Linked DNA regions of Homo sapiens: all the other regions are linked to region 3. The links are chromatin contacts, found by Hi-C or POLR2A ChIA-PET in ENCODE. All regions are on one chromosome and are shown on one strand. The core of a region is the stretch at or near the end of the contact, and the rest is flanking DNA. Distances in the headings are between cores, read along the strand shown.

What was found. Hi-C counts contacts between places; a loop is a spot of excess contacts on that map. ChIA-PET counts read pairs that join two places held with the same protein, here RNA polymerase II (POLR2A). Pooled maps may share reads with other maps.
Region 1: a loop to region 3 is called in a pooled map, with 1.9 times the contacts of the local background. The contact joins two enhancer-like sites. A Hi-C loop is called at or near these places in 4 of 168 maps with a recorded cell type or tissue (adrenal gland, lower leg skin, posterior vena cava and 1 more) and 5 of 50 pooled maps. POLR2A ChIA-PET finds 5 or more read pairs at or near these places in 5 of 52 experiments (BJ, CD4-positive, alpha-beta T cell, H1 and 2 more).
Region 2: a pooled map shows a loop between it and region 3 (2.0-fold over the local background). The contact joins two enhancer-like sites. A Hi-C loop is called at or near these places in 4 of 168 maps with a recorded cell type or tissue (GM18951, PC-9, aorta and 1 more) and 4 of 50 pooled maps.

The regions. Positions count from the first base shown.
Region 1 is chr21:43,882,881-43,885,580 of GRCh38, forward strand. The region is part of intron 1 of AGPAT3 (1-acylglycerol-3-phosphate O-acyltransferase 3); the gene reads left to right. Among named protein-coding and RNA genes, the nearest start is that of AGPAT3, 19 kb to the left of the region's middle. Within about 2 kb of position 1,256, at least 12 of the 41 ENCODE cell types and tissues checked have a DNase peak (open chromatin) inside an H3K27ac peak, as active enhancers do.
Region 2 is chr21:43,841,534-43,844,233 of GRCh38, forward strand. No RefSeq gene overlaps it. Among named protein-coding and RNA genes, the nearest start is that of AGPAT3, 22 kb to the right of the region's middle. Within about 2 kb of position 1,383, at least 3 of the 41 ENCODE cell types and tissues checked have a DNase peak (open chromatin) inside an H3K27ac peak, as active enhancers do.
Region 3 is chr21:43,955,502-43,958,201 of GRCh38, forward strand. The region is part of intron 2 of AGPAT3 (1-acylglycerol-3-phosphate O-acyltransferase 3); the gene reads left to right. Among named protein-coding and RNA genes, the nearest start is that of TRAPPC10, 55 kb to the right of the region's middle. RefSeq lists an enhancer at 661-1,161. Within about 2 kb of position 1,317, at least 3 of the 41 ENCODE cell types and tissues checked have a DNase peak (open chromatin) inside an H3K27ac peak, as active enhancers do.

The sequences.
Region 1 (2,700 bases), core at 6-2,505, 73 kb before region 3:
GCTGGCCACCAAGCAGTGTCCAGTGTCATAGCCGCTCACTTGTCCTGTGGGGCCACCCATGAGATGCAGGATTCCTGGTCAGCCCCAACACCAGGCCCACACCTCCACGCAGGCCTGGAAGGCAGGAGAGAGCAAGCTTTCTTCTCCTTTATTTGTGAATTATCAGCACCTAGAAACTTAAGCGGGCAAATGCTGAATTGCTGGAGACTGTGAAGCTGTGATACACACAGAGTTGCTCCTTCCCTTCCTGGCTGGGGTGCTGGCCTGGGGAGCCTCCTGCCCGGGTCACTCCACTGCGCATGCTCTGTGGCTACCGTGAGACTGACCTGCCTCAGACACCCTTCTCCTTGAGCCTCAAGGGCCTCATGGCCTGGACCTCCGTGATCAGCCAGAGGAGCCCAGAGTCCATGGTGCTGTGGCCTCCTGCCCACTCTGGGACCCCAGGGAGAGGGCCTGTCCTCGCTGAGCCTCCGACACCGGTTCTGAGCCTCTTGGACAACATTTTCTCTCCAGTTTACAAGTAGGAGCCCCTTGCATAAATAAGATGGGGAAAATCCCTGCAGATGACATGGCCGGGGCCCTGGGCCCCGGGAGCCATTTCTGTTCCTTGTCACTCAGCCTGGCCAGTCCTTGAGTTTTTCCCCAGAGTGTCCTCAATAAGGAATAGCAAGCCTGGGTATTTTCTTCTGGTCAGTATTCCGTTTTTTTGTTTTGTTTTGTTTTTTGTTTTGGAGATGGAGTTTCGCTCTGTTGCCCAGGCTGGAGTACAGTGGTATAATCTCGGCTCACTGCAGCCTCTGCCTCTTGGGTTCAAGCGATTCTCCTGCCTCAGGCACCCAAGTAGCTGAGGTTACAGGTGCCCACTGCCACACCTGGCTAATTTTTGTATTTTTAGTAGAGATGGGGTTTTGCCATGTTGGCCAGGCTGGTCTCAAACTTCTGACCTCAGGCAATCCACCTGCCTTGGCCTCCCAAAGTGCTGGGATTACAGGTGAGAGCCACTGTGCCTAGCTAATTTTGTATTTTTAGTAGAGAGACGGGGTTTCTCCATGTTGGTCGGGCTGGTCTTGAACTCCTGAGCTCAAGTAATCCGCTTGCCTCAGCCTCCCAAAGTGCTGGGATTACAGGTGTGAGCCACCACGCCTGGCCAGTGTTCTGGTCTGTTTGTGATGGGTGTAAGAATCTGTCTCTTTAAAGAGGTGCCTCTGGCCAGGTGGTTACCTCTGTCACCAGAGATGAGTCACCCAGTCTCAGCTCGCAGGCCTTCCTGGACGTTCCCAGATAGTCCCCAGTGCTGGAGGCCTGTCGAAAGTGTAGCTCCACCACGCCCTTTGATCTCTTCCTCCTCTCCTCTTCCCCACCCGCTTCCCCCTCCTTCCCCCTCCTTCCCCCTCCTCCTTCCCCCTCCTCCTTCTCTCCTGCTGAGGGCATTTGGCCTCATAGATAAGCGGTTTCTAATGAGCTCACTGGTTTCCGATGGTGGGTGGGGAGTGACTCTGGGCTTTCTGTGCTGCCTCTTCGACCTCGTCCCTGTTTTCTGCTGTGCGGAGCATGGCCCTTTCCTAATCCGAAAGAGCCGCACAGTCCCTTCCAGTGCTGCCTGTGGTCTCGCCCAGCTGGCTGTGCTATTGCGGGACATGGGGCCCAGCCTCCTGCTCCTTCAGAGGCCTGGGGTGGGTGAGGCTGGGGTGCCCTGGTGCTGGATGCAGGGGTGCTGTGGTGCTGAATGCTGGGGTGCCCTGGTGCTGGACGTTGGGTGCCCAGGCACTGGATGCTGGGGTGGCCTGGTGCTGGATGCTGGGTGGCCTGGTGCTGGGTGGCCTGATGCTGGGTGCTGGGTGGTCTGGTGCTGGATGCTGGGTGGCCTGGTGCTGGGTGCTGGGTGGCCTGGTGCTGGGTACTGGGTGCTCTGGTGGTGGATGCAGAGGCAGGGCTATCTGTGGGTCTGCCCTTGGGTGTGGGGCAAGCCAGGTCAGCATATTGCAAAGCACACGTTGGGCTGCTGCTTGTGTAATTGTCTCCTTGTCTCTGCTCTCTCCCTTCTCCCACCTCACATGGGATAGATCGGAGTTAACAGTGATGCCTTTGTTTTTTGTCAAAAGCATCATACTCATGCCCCGTGGCATTCTCTTTAAGGGAAGAGCTGGTTTTACTAAAGATGTGCTTCAATGCAGTGACGTGCGGTGCTGAGCAAGGCCGGGAACCTGGCCCCTGACCTGTGTACACTGGCCGGCCGTGCTCCCCTCACCCTGCGGCTAGACCTCAAATGGCATCCCCACCTCCCTCAGCCAACTGCAGCCCCTCTGGTAGCATGGAGCTCGCAGACGCTGGGTGCAGGAGGCCTGGGCCTGGGCCAGACGGGTTCCCTGCACAGCTGCTTTTGCGTCATTGATGCAGACGCGGAGACTCACTTCTCTGCTTCGTGTGTTCCTAGTTGGTCTCCAGTTCTTGAACAAATAACTTTCAATTACAATTTTTTTTCTACTTATGATTGCCAGTTTTTCTTTTTTCTTTTTTTTTTTTTTTGAGACAGAGTCTTGCTCTGTCACCCATGCTAGAGTGCAATGGCATGATCTCAGCTCACTGCAACCTCCACCTCCCGGGTTCAAGCAATTCTCCTGTCTCAGCCTCACAGGTAGCTGTGATTACAGGCACACGCCACCATGCCTGGCTAATTTTTGTATTTTTAGTAGAGATGGT
Region 2 (2,700 bases), core at 133-2,632, 110 kb before region 3:
TCACTGCAAGCTCCGCCTCCCTGGTTCACGCCATTCTCCTGCCTCAGCCTCCCGAGTAGCTGGGACTACACGTGCCCGCCACCATGCCTGGCTAATTTTTTGTATTTTCAGTAGAGACGGGGTTTCCCCTTGTTAGCCAGGATGGTCTCGATATCCTGACCTCGTGATCCACCCACCTCGGCCTCCCAAAGTGCTGGGATTACACGTGTGAGCCACCGCGCCCGCCCCAATTGAGTGTTTTTGGAATGCTGTTTTGAAAATCGATTGACCATGTATGTAAGGGTTTATTCTTGAACTCTTCATTCTACCTCATTGATCTCTATGTCCATCCTTATGCCCAGTCCCCCAACTTTCTTCTTTTTCAAGACTGGTTATTCTGGATCTTTTGTATTTTCATATAAAATTTAAGGCAAGCTTTTCAATTTTTTTTTTTTTTTTTTTTAAAAGCAGCTGGGATTTTGATAGGAATTGAGTTGAATCTGCAGATCAACCTGGAAAGTATTGCCATCTTAGTAAGTATTCCCATCAATACTTAGGAAAGTATTGCCATCAATAGTAAGTCTTCTGATCTATAAACATGGGATATGTTTCCATTGACTTAGGTCTTTAAAAATGTTCTTTCAGGCCGGGCATGTTGGCTCATGCCTGTAATCCCAGCACTTTAGGAGGCCGAGGTGAGCAGATCACTTGAGGTCAGGAGTTTGAGACCAGCCTGGCTAACATGGTGAAACCCCATCTCTACTAAAAATACAAAAAATAGCCAGGTGTGGTGGCAAATGCCTGTAATCCCAGCTACATGGAAGGCTGAGGCAGGAGAATTGCTTGAACCCGGGAGGTGGAATCTGCAGTGAGCCGAGATTGCGCCACTGCACTTCAGCCTGGGTGACAGAGCGAGACTTTGTCTCAGGAAAAAAAAAAAAAGTTCTTTCAGTTATATTTTGTAGTTTTCAGTGTGCAGATCTTGCACATCTTTTGTTAAATTTATTCCTAAGTATTTTAATCTTTGTGATGCTATTGTGAACGGTTTCCTTAATTTGACTTTCTGATTGTTCATTACTATTTGTAGAAATGCAACATATTTTTGTATATTGATTGTGTTTCCTGCAGCCTTGCTAAATTCATTTATTCATCCTAATATTTGTTGATTTTTTTTTGTGTGTGTGTGTGTGTGTGTGTGTGTGTGTGTGATCCTTATGATTTTCCATATATAAGACCATGTCATCTGTGAATAAAGATAGTGTTACTTCCTTTTTAATCCAGATGCCTTTTATTTCTTTTCCTTGCTTGGTTGTTCTGGTTTGTCTCTAGTAGAATGTTGAACAGAAGTGGTAACAACAGAGATCCTTGTCTTATTCCTAATCTTGAGGGGAAAGCATTTAGTCTTTCATTATTAAGTATGATGTTAGCTGGATTTCATAAGTACCCGTTTTCACTTCAGGTTCACTTTCAGTTTCAGGTTGAAGAAGCTTCCTTCTATTTCTAGTTTTTTTTTGTTTTACCATGAAAGGATGTTAAATTTTGTCAAATGCTTATTTATTTATTTATTTATTTATTTTTTAAGATGGAGTTTTGCTCTTGTTGCCCAGGCTGGAGTGCAATGGCGTGATCTCAGCTCACCGCAACCTCCACCTCCTGGGTTCAAATGATTCTCCTGCCTCAGCCTCTTGAGTAGCTGGGATTACAGGCATGCGCCACCATGCCCAGCTAATTTTTTGTATTTTTAATAGAGATGGGGTTTCTCCATGTTGATCAGGCTGGTCTCGAACTCCCAACCTCAGGCGATACGCCCACCTCGGCCTCCCAAAGTGCTGGGATTACAGGCGTGAGCCACCGTGCCCGGAATTTTTTTTTTTTTTTTGAGTCGGAGCCTCACTTTGTCGCCTCCTTCTGATGCCTGTAATCTCAGGCCCTGGAGTGCAGTGGTGCGATCTCGGCTCACTGTAGCCTCCACCTCCCGGGTTCAAGTGATTCTCGTGCATCAACCTCCCAAGTAGCTGGGATTACAGGCACGCACACCACCACGCCCAACTAATTTTTGTATTTTTAGTAGAGACAGGGTTTTGCCATGTTGGCCAGGCTGGTCTCCAACTTCTGGCCTCAAGCAATTCACCCACTTTGGCCTCCTAAAGTGGAGGGATTACAGGGGTAAGCCATCGCGCCTGGCCAATTTTTAAATTTTTGGGTAGAGACAGGGTCTCACTATGTTGCCAGGCTGTTCTTGAACTCCTGGGCTCAAGCGATCCTCCAGCATCAGCCTCCCAAAGCACCGGGATTACGCTGTGAACTGCCATGCCCAGCCCTGGATTTTCATATCTTGAGTCAACTTGGCATTCTTGGAATAAATCCCACTTAGTTGTGGTGTATAATTCTTTCTGTACTTTACTGGATCTGATTTGCTAGTGTTTTGTGGAGAATTTTTGTATCTATATTCATGACAGATGCTGGTTTGTATGTTTTTTTTTTTTTTTCTTTTTTCTTGTGATGTCTTTGCTTGGATTTAGCTTCGGGATAGAACTAGCCTCCTATAATGAGTTGGGAGTGTTCTCTAATTTTCTATTTTTTGGAAAAATTTGTGGAGGATTGGTATTAATTCTTTCTTAAGTGTTTGGTAGAAATTACCAATATAGTTATCTTGGCCTTGGTTTTTTTTTTTTTTGTATGTAGTTTTTAAAAAATATTACTAATTCAATTCCTTTACTT
Region 3 (2,700 bases), core at 67-2,566:
CACTGCAGCCTCCTCCTCCCAGGTTCAAGCTATTTTCCTGCCTCGGCCTCCCAAAGTGCTCAGATTACAGGTGTGAGCCACCGCGCCCGGCTGAGAATCTGATTTTTAAAAATAAACGTCATGACTGGGTGCGGTGGCTCACACCTGTAATCCCAGCGCTTTGGGAGGTCGAGTTGGGCGGATTACCTGAGGTCAGGAGATCGAGGCCAGCCTGGCCAACATGGCGAAACCCCATCTCTACTAAACATACAAAAATTTGCTGGACATGGTGGTGCATACCTGTGGTCCCAGCTACTCGGGAGGCTGAGGCATGAGAATTGCTTGAACCCAGGAAGCTGCAGTGAGCCAAGATGGCACCACAGCACTCTAACCTGGGCAACAGTGAGATAATCTGTCTCAAAAAAAAAAAAAAAAATCAGATTCCTGTACTTTGCGCCGTAGCAACGGAATCAGCAGGTCTGCTGTGGAGCCCGGGCATCTGCTTCTCGGAGCATCACAGCTGATGTGCTGGCCCTCAAGCAGGCTTCTTGGGACCCTGGTTCTTCTGGGCCAGTGTGGAGTGATGTGTGCCCCTGGGTGAGGACCACCTGGTCTCCTGGGGCTCTGCTGTGTGCCAGGTGGGGGCCAGGTGATGGGCTGCAGGGCGGCCCCCACCCTGTACAACTCAGGATCTGGTCGAATATATCGTCTCTAGCTCAAGAAAGGCGTTCTGAAACAGCAAGCCTGGTCTGCCCAGCGTGTCTGAGGCTCTGCTCTAAGGGGCCCCTGCCCACCCTGGGGGGGCTGCAGTGTGTCTGGGCGAGCACTGACTTCTGAGCCTCGCTATCTGGACTGGCACTGGCTCTACTGCTGACTCCCTGTGTGGCCCCATATGATGCACGAAGCCTCTCTGTGCTTCTGTTTGCTCACCTGTCAACTGGGGCAGTGATGGCATCCTGCTGGGGTCATCTGAGAGTCTGGAATGCGTGAGAGGTGTTCAACACAGACCGTGGAACAAGTTAAGCCCATAAAAAGTGTTTTTGTTGCCCCCTTGTCTTTTCTGTCCTTTCTGTCTAGGGTATTAATTTCCTGTTGCTGCTTTAATGAATCAGCCCACAGTGTGGGGGCATCAAACAGTACAACTCCTTAACCCCACAGTGTGTGGAGTCAGCAATTCAGGAGCGACTTAGCTGGGTGCTGTGGGGTTGCAGGTGAGCTGAGGCCAGGGCTGGGCTCATCTGAAGGTTTGACCAGGGCCAGAGGGCCTGCCTCCCAGGTGGCCCCCTCAGGAGTAGGAGGTCAGCCCCTTCCGCGCAGGAAGGACCTGCCGCTCACACATCCTTGTGATGTGGCCATCCTGGGAGCAGAGCCAGGCAGAAACTGTCCTTTTTGTGACCTAGCCTTGGCAATCACGTAGCACATTTCTGCAAGGCTGTTCATCAGATGCAATGACCAAGTCCAGGCCATAGTCAGAAAGGGAAGAAGACCCCTCCACCTTTCGAGGGGAGGAGCGAAAGTGTTTCAGGCCCATTCCTAAACCATGACCAGAGCTCTTGTCCCCACGGTTTCTGGGGAGCCAAGGGCCCAGTGTCTGGGAGAGGTGACTTTTAATGCCCCATAGGTTGAGAACGTCCAAGGGTGGTGGGAGTGACACTGGCATCTGTGGCCCCCGAGTGCCATTCAAGGCAGCGCCTGCAAATCCCTGAGAGGCAGAGGGTGGGGGCCTGTATGGAGGGCGCTCTGTGGAGTCGGGACAGGGGGTTTCATGGGCGGGTGGGGTGGGCGCCCATGGAGAGCCTTGCTCTGGGTGCAAGAATGGCCACAGTGGGGGCAGCTGGCGGTGTGGAACAGGGGCCGCCCTGGGAATGTGGAAGGCCAGCTGGTGCCACTCCAGAGCCCACCCCTTTGCCCCATGGGAGTGCACTCAGTGCCCTTCCAGAGGACCAAGTCAGGGGTTGGCAGCACCGCCAGCCTGACTGCCAGGGTTTCCCCTCCACACGGGGGGTCTCGGGTTTCCCCTCCACACGGGGGGTCTCGGGTTTCCCCTCCACACGGGGGTCTCGGGTTTCCCCCTCCACACGGGGGTCTCGGGTTTCCCCCTCCACACGGGGTTTCCCCCTCCACGCGGGGGTCTCGGGTTTCCCCCTGCACACAGGGATCTCGGGTTTCCCCCTCCACACGGGGGTCTCGGGTTTCCCCCTCCACAGGGGGGTCTCGGGTTTCCCCCTCCACACGGGGGTCTCTGGTTTCCCCCTCCACACGGGGTTTCCCCTCCACACGGGGGTCTCGGGTTTCCCCCTGCACATGGGGGTCTCGGGTTTTCCCCTCCACACTGGGGTCTCGGGTTTCCCCCTCCACACGGGGGTTGTAGGGCCGCTCAGTAGGAGTGCTGCCAAGAGTGGAGGGGGGCCACCGGCTTCCCTGCTGAAACTGTGAGACGTGCGTAGAAGGAAAGGGGGAGCCGGTGGAGCCCCTGGGGAGTCGCTCCTTTTGTGCAGGAAACCAGAACAGAAATCTTTCACGCTTCAAATACGCACACGAGTGTGGGAGTGAAAAGCATTGATTCCCACACTGAGGGGTTTGTGAGGCCTCCTGGCTCTGTTTGCAGAGATTGATTGTGCAGTTTGGATCTTTTAAATGAGATACTAAATCAAATAAAAATTATGATGCCTTCACCACAAGTTAATCACTATCAATATTTGGGTGTATTTCTTCTAGTCT